2 separate regions of the Homo sapiens genome follow, and region 2 is linked to region 1. A link is an interaction called in ENCODE POLR2A ChIA-PET data of the cell type or tissue named here. Cell type or tissue: PC-9. All regions are shown on one strand.

Region 1 (5,000 bases):
ACTGGCAGAGTCTCCCCACAAGGCCCAAGGTCACATCCTATGACATCCCACTGCAGGGTTGCACCTCTGGACCTGTGGACACCCACAGAAGAACAGGGTCTGTGAACCCCAGGGATGGAAAAGATAGAAAAGGGCGACTCTCCACCCCTGGTTTCCTCCACCCAGGCAGCAGCCAGCTACTCGGCAAACTCCCTCTACTCTCGTAGTCTTGTTGGAGGAAGGACCCACCCCACTCTTGCTGAATGCATCTACTTTGCACTGACAAGAACCATATTTTTATGCACTCACGATATTGATGGAGAGACAAAATAAATGAGTTGAGCTAGGTCCTGATACTTATCTAAGTGTGGATGGTGGGAACTTACAATATTACACACAAGGAGTTGCATTATTGACTGCTCTTCAGGAAAGAAGGAAGTCATAAAATTACTTAAGTATTGAGCCTTTTGTATTCCATTTTTTTCCAGCATATCTCTAAACCCTTTGCAGGTTTTATAGACTTCATAGGGGGGAATTCTAGTTCTTGTTTTCAAAAGAACTTAGTGTTGCTGGGAGGAGTGGCCAAAGGAATTTGGAAAAATAAATAGAGTGGAAAACTCTGCATTCTAAGGCAAACGTTTATGATGAAGCATGAACCGTCGCTCCATCTGGGCATGACATTTTCATGTGACTCTTTTGGTACCAGTATTTTGACCCCAGGGACATTTTGACATAACCTAAAAAGATATCATGAAGCTTTCAGCTATTTTTGTTCTAAGTAATGTGCTCAGTAAACATCCTCCCCTCTCCCCCGGGTTTCAGTCCTTCAGAAAGTTGCCCGCATCCCATCGAAGGAGGATTGCAGGGGGAAGGTCAGAGAAAGAATAAGAAATCTGGGTTGTCTCATTAATGACACGTCTTGTGTTTGCATTTTGTATGCAGGCGAAGGACACGGCGACATTACAGAGAGCTCTCTCGAAACGGCTCCCACGAGAAAACAGCGATGTCCAACTCACCATGGTACAATAGCTCGCCTTAGCCACAACTCCACTTGCTCTTCTGGGACTCAGGAAGGCCTTAAAATGTGCAAAAAGATGATGACAGAGTAAGCACGGAAGTCTACCAGTCACAGGCGCCTAGTACGTTTAGTGCTCACACTCCATTCTGCCTTGTCATTTGAGAGACTTTGGAGGCTGCATTGTAAGAAACGGTTGGCTGTGGAAATACATTCCTGTCCATTCCCCTTACTACTTTTGCGATTAATTCCCTATGTTGCATTTTTCTCATGAATAAAGCAGAAATTATAACTATTGAATCATAGGATTACCATAAAGGTAAAATGCTATAAACTTCTATAAAGGTATTACTTCCTGAGGAATACCTCTTATTCATCTTTGATGTTGGCTTGTATGGATCACATTGGCTGGCATGCTGGAGATTTTCAGCAAGAATCTGTTAATAGAACAATAGGTATTGAATTGGTGAACAGAGCGCCAGACATTGGGAAATAATCCTACCGCTTATCCCTTTCCCTTCTCAGCAACTCACCCCGTCTCGGCAGTCAAGAAACTGAGAACCTCCAATGTTAAATGACTTGTCTAAATTCATGACAGAAATTAAATTTAGACCAAGTTTGCCAAATTTAACCATATTAAACAAATATGCAGGATGCTCATTAAACTGAAACATCAAATACACAAGAAATAATTAATCACTGGGACACACTACTACTAAAATAAAAATTGATGTCTACCTGGAATGACACTCTAACTGGGCATCTGCATTTCATCAGACAGCCCTGGTTTGGACTGGCATCCTCTGACTCAGAGGCCCGGGCTCTTTCCTGCTCATCCTGCTTGTCTGGAGAACAGAAATGATCAGAGGTCGGAATGATGGGAGCAGGCAGGGCAGGAGGAGTGGAGAGAGGGAAAGACGGACGCGAATATGTGTATGTCAGTGTGGTCAGGCGTCCTGTGCCGGGGCTCCCAGCAGTGCGCTGCCGGATTGCGCATTGAAGCCCTCTGGAAATACGCCACACCCCTGCCAGATGGAAAGAGATGTGCCTGGATTGCAAGGAGCACATGACCCACTCGGAAGAATATGCAACTAATTGCTAATTTCATGTCTGGTTGGCAGCTTGCCCACAGTCCTTGCAGGTGTCATGAACACGGATCTCCAAGGAGCCTGCGCCGTCCATCATCTCGGTTTTGCTTTCATTCTAGGGCTGATCTCATCCAAAGTGAGCGATTCTGCTCACTTTGATCCATTATACTCCGTGCGGTTAGTCTGGATTATTTACGAATGAAGTTGCGAGGCTACATTTTCTCCTTCATTGTTCAAATCGTTGCTTTGTGAAAAATACCTGGCAAAAAACTTAAGTGTTGGAGAGTGGCTTCAGAATGTGCCTCCTGAGTCACCCTGATGAAGGTCGAAGGTGAACCACATAAAAACATCTCTTTGGACCAGGCACGGTGTCTCACGCCTGTAATCCCAACACTTTGGGAGGCCGAGGCAGGCGGATCACCTGGAGTTCGAGACCGGCCTGGCCAACATGATGAAACCCTGTCTCTACTAAAAATACGAAAAACTAGCTAGGCGTGGTGGCGGTGGCTTAAGCCTGTAATCGCAGCTACTTGAGAGGCTGAGGCAGGAGAATCGCTTGAACCCAGGAGGCAGAGGTTGCAGTGAGCCGAGATCTGCCATTGCACTCCAGCCTGGGAAACAAGAGTGAAACTCCGTCTCAAAAAAAAAAAAAAAAAAAAAAAATCTCTTTTGTCTTCTCCTGTGACACACTATTTCTATTCAATGTAAACCAACACGATCCTAGTAATATCATGTTATAAACCCTTTTCAGAATCGTCTATGAAATTAATGGAGTTAGACCTGGAACTGGGGATGACTTTGCCCCAAGACACACCTGTGAGTGAAACTGTCAGGCTGCCAGGGGATTCATGGTAAAACAGGGTTGCTCTGAACTGCAGAGTTAACAAACAAGTTAGTGCGTGCGGGAGCCATCGAAACTTCCCTCCTGCCAGGAAGGATAAGCAGAAACTATGAATAGAAAAAAAAAAAAAAAAAAACTTCAAGGTAAATAGGAATGTTTTGGTTTGAAGAAAGGCTGATTGTTTTTACAAAAATCCCCACAGACCTGGCAGCAATTATTAAAGAAGTTATTACTGCGGGTGAGGGAATGAAGATTTCAGATGAATATGCAAAAGACTAAAGTCATGTTTAATGCAAAGAAGTAAGCAAACAGTAGAAATAATTAAAAGCTGTTAAGGCATATGTCTGTTTGGCTGACACATATGCTATTAAAAAAAAGAGACTATATAGCCAGTTGCCTCTAAGAATCTGTCTTTGCTGCAAACCATTTCAATGAGTAATAGTGTACAATCATATTTTACATCCACGAACTGCCTTTCATCAAACACATCAGGGTCTATACTCCGTCTCGCTCTTCCACAGACAGACATGACATTCATCGTGGAAGTAATTCACCTCTGGCCTTATCTGAAGAGGCTGGCTTTGGTTACCTGTTCCAGCCAGCTGTTAATTATCTACAGATGGATTTGGTGACAAAAGAGCCCATTCTCCACCCTGCCAGCCGGACACCTGGCTCACCACCCTTTCCCCTATTCCTGGCCCTGAATGATTGAATGGAGAAACAGTTACCAGCCTGATGGCAAGCTGTCCTTAGTTTTCTCTTTTTCTTTTTTGTACTGTCTCTCTCTCTCTTTTTTTTTTAATTTGGCTAAAGTTGAGGAAAATCATTTGAGGGATGCCAGATTAAGTTTCCACCACCTAAAATATCAACCTGTAAGGGACCAAAATCAGTTAAGATTAGGTTTGATGCAGAAACACCATTTGACCCAGCAATCCCATTACTGGGTATATACTCAAAGGAATATAAATTATTCTACTATAAAGACACATGCACATGTTTATCGCAGCACTATTCACTACAGCAAAGACATGGAATCAACCCAAATACCCCTCAATGATAGACTGGATGAAGAAAATGTGGTACATATACACTATGGAATACTATGCAGCCATAAAAAGGAACAAGGTCATGTTCTTTGCAGGGACATGGATGGAGCTGGAAGCCATTATCCTCAGCAAACTAACACAGGACAGAAAACCAAACACTGCATGTTCTCACTTATAAGTGGGAGCTGAACATTGAGAACACAGGGAGGGGAACAACACACACACTGGGGCCTGTTGGGAGGCTGGGAGGAGACAGAGCATCAGGATTAATAGCTAATGCATGCCAGGTTTAATACCAGGTGATGGGTTGATAGGTGCAGCAAACCACTATGGCACACTTTTACGTACGTAACAAATCTGCACATCCTGCACATGTATCCTGGAGCTTAAAATAAAATAAAATAAAATTTTAAAAAATATTAAGTTTGATGGCAAATAAGAAAAACTCAAACTGGCAGTAGCTTCCATAAGGTGGGGTTTATTACTCTTATGAAGTCTATGAAGTGGAGGTAGTCATCCCAGGATTGTCTTTTTTTTTTTTTTTGTATTTGTGGAGAACGGGGCCTTGCTATATTGCCTAGGCAGGTATTGAACTCCTGGGCTCAAGCTATCCTTCCGCTTCTGCCTCCCTAAGAGCTGGGATTACAGGCATGAGCCACTGAGCCCGGCCCATTCCAGATTGATGTAAGTCTCCCTCTATCTCCAGGCTCTGCCGTGCCCAACTTTGGGGCTTCCCCTCGGTCAAGATGACAGCTTGGCTGTCTGTCCTTGCACCCACGTTCCACCAGCTGGCAGGAAAGTGGGAAGAAAAGGGTGCCCACTCCATCTAAGGGAGTTGTTGGAAGCTGCACCCACACTGCCAATCATCCATGGGGTGGAACTTCATCACCCGGCAACCCCTGGCTGGAAAGGAGGCTGCAAATGTGGCTTCTACTCCGAGTGGCTGTGCACGTTTCTGACAGTCAGGAGCTCTACTACTAAAAACGAAGAAGACTCAGGAGGCTTAGCCAGGAGGTCCCTTGAGCCCAGGA
Region 2 (5,000 bases), 140 kb after region 1:
GTTTTAGTTCTGGAATTAGTGGTATTTTTCAAGGAATGTGCTCATGCCATCTAACATTTCAAATTGATTTGCAAAACAATGGTCATGATACTCTCTGCTTCCTAACCCAAAGAACCTGCAAAAATGTTCTTTTACCTGGTAAAAGGAACTTGGCAGAGATGACTAAATCAAGGATCCAGTCACGCTAATATCTCACAAATAAGTATCTCTGTTCCACCCCTCTTCCCTGAGCTTGAGACCCTCAACACCCCAGCACAGCACTGCTAACCAAGTGCCTTACAATCTTGGATGTTCCACAGGGAGGAACCAAACCTTTGAGCCTCTACGCATCTCCCTCTCCTTCCTTTCCTGGATTCCTCTATCTCAATCAAATCATTACTCAGGTCCTTAAACTACACCTGCGTTCATTTTAGTTATCTGTTTAACATTTACTGGCTTCACATTATTTCCTCAGAAAAAGGAAAAAAAAAGTGAATTTCTTGCCCAGATCTGCAACAACTTCTAAGATCTGACCTGTAGCCACCCACACCTGGAAGCTCCAGCCTTGCCTCTCCCCAGTTCACCCAGTAAGCGCTGGACACGGGGCTGAGCTGGGACTTCGATGCTTACTCTGCCTGGAAACCTCCTTTCTCTCTCCCCACTTCTGAGGCTCCGCTCAGGTGCTGTTTTACCTGAAACCCTCCAGGCTGTTCTCTCTGGAAATGCCTCTCTCTTCTGCCCTTTATCTTCCACCTGAATGGGAGGATGTCTCATTCCTAACACTCAGGACAGGTCTTCATAGCGTTTATCCTGCTTTGTCATCTGCATGCCCCACAGGGCTGAGAGCTCCAAGGAGCTGTGAATCACACCTCCGACTCCCCCCAGGGTACAGGAACGGGGTTCAGAATGCTCTTCCCAAAGGTGAGATACAACATGAAGAGTGGTTATTTCTGGGTTATGGGATGAAGAGTAATTTTTTTGTTTTCTTTATTAGACGTTACTAAATGAACCTGCTTGGTGTTAACCACATGTGGCTTTTATAATCAGAGAAATAAAACAAAACTGACAGTAAAAATACATAGAAGAAGGATTATGTAAAATTTATAATTAAAAATTTGTTGATTTTAAATGATGGTGCTTAGAGGGTATTACCTTTGTCTTCAAATTGGAAAGCCTCAGCTGTCCGGGGTAATGATTTGCCCAAACACTCCATTTAATTCGAGTTTTACTGTCTGTATTTTGTAACAATAAGATTATTGCTTCTATACCCTACACATGCGCAGAGAGATAAAGGAAGGGTATGTTCTTTTAACTTCTTTTCTAATCTTGGGTCCAAGTCAAGGGATTTTATTTCTAATGCTTGGTCTTTACAATTTTTCTTTTTTCTCATTTCTCCTTGATTTTCCAAAAGGGAAAAGGGGAAACTCTTGGGTTTTGGTTTCAGCATTATTCCCAAAAGACTTCAAATTAATTTACAGGACTCTGGGTTGAGCGCAGTTGCCTTTCTGGCCTGAGGGTGTAAACTTTTTCTTAGGCAAATTCCCTGCTGAGTTCCCAAAATAGCAGAGAGTAAATGTAGTCCCACGTGTTTTGAGTCTAAACAGATGTATGTATGTGGATTTGTAAGTGAGTCACATCTATACTGTTCTTTTACTCGAGAGTAATTGGGCCAGGCACTGTGGCTCACGGCTGTAATCCCAGCATTTTAGGAGGCCAAGGCGAGAGGATCACCCGAGGTCAGGAGGTTGAGATCAGCCTGGCCAACATGGTGAAATCCCTTCTCTACTAAAAATACAAAAATTAGCCTGGTGTGGTGGCGCGCACCTGTAGTCCCAGCTCCTTTAGGAGGTGGAGGCAGGATAATTGCTTGAACCAGGGTGATGGAGGTTGCAGTGAGCTGAGATCGTGCTACTCACTCCAGCCTGGGTGACAGAGCTAGACTCCGTCTCAAAAAATAAATAATACAAATAAGTAAGTAGCGTAATCGGCAGAGTATTAAGGAGTCATTCTCCTGCCAGCCACGCTGAATGCACACACCCTGATGGCAGTGAACAGCGTCCACTGGATGTGAGCTTAGTGCTGAGGACCAGCACGCCTTTGCTAATGTCCTCAAAGGGAAGGCCCCTGAGGCTCGGAGAGCTGATGCCCTGCCTGGGGTCTCAGGCTTATGCCGCTGGGATGTCTCTGCTCTCCTCTGTCTCGTGACCACCATGGCGCAGGCTCTCTCTGCATCTTTCCCATCCTCCCCACCTTCCCCCTACAGTTGCCCTCAAGCTTCAGTTCCTAAAGTAGAAAAGAAATAAAAATAAAGCGAAACCAGTACGATGACTCACTGGTGAGCCAAGTATAATTTTCCTTTAATACCGCACAGCATATAAGGCTAATTTTGAGACAGCTCGCTTTCCCCCATGGAATAGCCAGATAAAGTCACTTTCTTGAGGAAACACAGCTGCTTCTAAAGAGAGGAAGAAATGACTTTCTCTGTGGTGATCGCCCGTTTGGAATGTCCCAAGGCTACATTCAGTGCCCCCTTCGCCACTTCCTCCACCTGGGAGCACCGCAGGAGTCGGAATTCCAAGTGTGGTTCATCCACAGCCTCTTTCTCATGGCCTGAAACGTGCTTTTTACTGGAAAACACTCTGATACATCCTGAAGCTAAATGCTTCTTAGAATACACTGTGATGTAACACTGTGATGGAAATCATCCCGTAAAAGCCGAGTGAGGGCAAGCATTCCCCAGTCAGGCGGCGTGAGGCTTGCCTGACGTTCACGCACTTCTAACAAGAAAGGAGGTAGCTCACACTCAACGCCGTTACTTAAGTAAGGTTAATAGAACAGCAGACAGGAAAAAGCACAAAAACTTAGGAAGACACAGAGCCATGGGCTCCCCGCCAAACACCTTCGGTGATTGCAATACAGAAGACGGCACGTGGAATCTGCCCTTGACTCCTTGAAAATACGATGTGACCGAGTTTTCAGTGTTAACAGGAACCGAGACAAAAACGTTCACGTATTTTGTTATCATCTGTGCTCTGGGACATGAGTTATGTTCTTGAAAATTCTGAGTTTGGGCTACATTATTTTAAGAGAATTCACAATAAAACCTTATATAATTATTTGTTCTGTGATGGAAATGTTCAAAGAAATAATCTCTTCCTGGGTACAAAAGTGGACATTAGGATAGACCAGAAAGATTAGTCCTCTTTATATACAAAAACAGGTTTGGAGAGAGGATTGTCAAAGAGGTGGAGAGGCAGCCTCAGAGAGAGAGAGAGAACAACCTCAGATGAGTCATTCAAGTCTGCTAAACTTCAACTTACCCAAATGAAAATGAAGATAATGATACCTGTTCTTATAAGGTCAGGCAGGTATCATTGTTATGACAGCAAATGAGATGCTTCATCTGAAAGCGCTAACCAACCTTGAGACAGTATTTAATCCCACTGAAGACACCTCTGTTCATGAGCTTTGGTGCAGAAACTAGTTTTCAGAAACAAATCAGTTTAAAAAAAGTACTTAAAATGTATTTATATAGAGTTTATTTGCATTACATTCCTAGAAACAATGTTTGGTTTTGAAAAGAGCATAGATACACTATGTTTGGCTGTAATGTGATAATTGTGTTTCCAAGAAAGCTTATACTGTTAGAGATTATTTTATAAACTATTGATTCAGTGGGAAAAGTTTGGGAATGGCAGTTGGATGGTTTCAGATTTACAACTGAAAAGTTATTTTGCAGATAGGCATTTTAGTGAGTAGGTGAGTCAGTCATCGCAGATGTATAAAGGTTAGCCTACACATCACGGAGTGATTCTTTCATTTGAACGCACTGATGCTTCTCACACAGAGTGGCCTTTCCCTCCGCTTTCCACCAGCATCATCAATTTCCAGGCATCTCACGCATTCTAGATAATATTCTCACTCACTGTTACAATGTTGAATGCACAGAGCTACTCAAAGTGTCTGTATTGCCTGGACAATAACCCTGGGTAACAACCAATTACTGGCTTCTTGGGCAAATTCTGTTCCCAGGATAATCTACCTCTTTTTAGCCATTTAAAATAATATAACCTCTTGCTATAGAATTAATGTCTGTATTGACTTTCATTTCCATTTTTAAAATAAATTAAACTTCCCACAACCCATTTCCAGGTTAGACTGAATAGCAACAATGGTGATGATAATAATAGTAATAAAATGGATCTTACTTATTGAGAGCTTACTCTAATGCTTCAGTACCGTTCCAGTGTCACTGGTGAAAGTCATTTGGTGTTGCAGTATTTTACAGTGAACGAGCGCATCAGACAACCGCTTCTCCGTGGTTCAGCTGCAGCCTATATTCCCCGGGCTACTAAATTGTAGCCACAAACCAGGGATCCAAATAATAACAAGAAGACTCCTAATCTCTGAGTGTTTAACCTAGGTGAAACTCGCTAAATACTTTGTACATAGATTATCTTATTCAACCTGAACAACAAAAGCTAACAGATAGGTACAGTGATGCTCGTTTTATAGGTTAAAAACAGTAAGCTTCAGAAAGTTGAGTATCTCCTCTAGGATATTACAGCTAGGAGTGTATCAAATCATGATTTTAACCTAGGTACAGGCAACTTCAAGGTTTGAACTTTAAATCATGGCTTCATTTGAGGGGAACAAAAGAATTATTATAAATAATTTTATGTGTCTCAACATAGCAGAATGTTTAAATTTCTATTAAAGATAGACTACCTTACAAAGCGAGGTATAAATTATAAAACAAACAACTTTATTAGAGCCACACTCAGTGTGTCCATATCCTAAGCCATCATCTGCTTCCATGGAACATCTGTGAATTGGCAGAGCTGGACTAGCTGTCTGAACTCAACACAAGCTACAGACTTAAGTTTATAAAGAACTTGCGTATATATTTATACACACATATATGTATATATACACACACACATATATATATGTATATACATACACATATATACACATACACATATATTCAGAGGGAAAGTTAGGGCAGGAGGAACACTGTC

Evidence for each region. ChIA-PET counts read pairs that join two places held together with the same protein. Peaks named below come from ENCODE experiments on the same cell type or tissue, not always from the same donor. Only the 100,000 strongest peaks of a DNase experiment are listed, where the experiment ranks them.
Region 2: POLR2A ChIA-PET joins it to region 1 with 8 read pairs; 1 of 35 experiments calls an interaction of 5 or more read pairs at or near these places.

What each region holds. Positions count from the first base shown.
Region 1 is chr10:3,633,881-3,638,880 of GRCh38, reverse strand. The region is part of intron 1 of LOC105376360 (a long non-coding RNA gene); the gene reads right to left. It overlaps LOC107984193 (a long non-coding RNA gene), which reads left to right. Exons shown (of 3, transcript XR_001747330.2): 3 at 922-1,294. Among named protein-coding and RNA genes, the nearest start is that of LINC02669, 130 kb to the right of the region's middle. In PC-9, no CTCF peak of the experiment used is centred here; DNase peaks (open chromatin) are centred at 2,220 and 2,980; H3K4me3 peaks cover 1,581 bases; H3K27ac peaks cover 2,649 bases.
Region 2 is chr10:3,492,053-3,497,052 of GRCh38, reverse strand. The region is part of intron 3 of LINC02669 (long intergenic non-protein coding RNA 2669); the gene reads left to right. All of the region lies in intron 1 of LOC105376360 (a long non-coding RNA gene), which reads right to left. All of the region lies in intron 1 of LOC124902538 (a long non-coding RNA gene), which reads right to left. Among named protein-coding and RNA genes, the nearest start is that of LINC02669, 8.3 kb to the left of the region's middle. In PC-9, no CTCF peak of the experiment used is centred here; DNase peaks (open chromatin) are centred at 2,572 and 3,232; H3K4me3 peaks cover 1,286 bases; H3K27ac peaks cover 1,733 bases.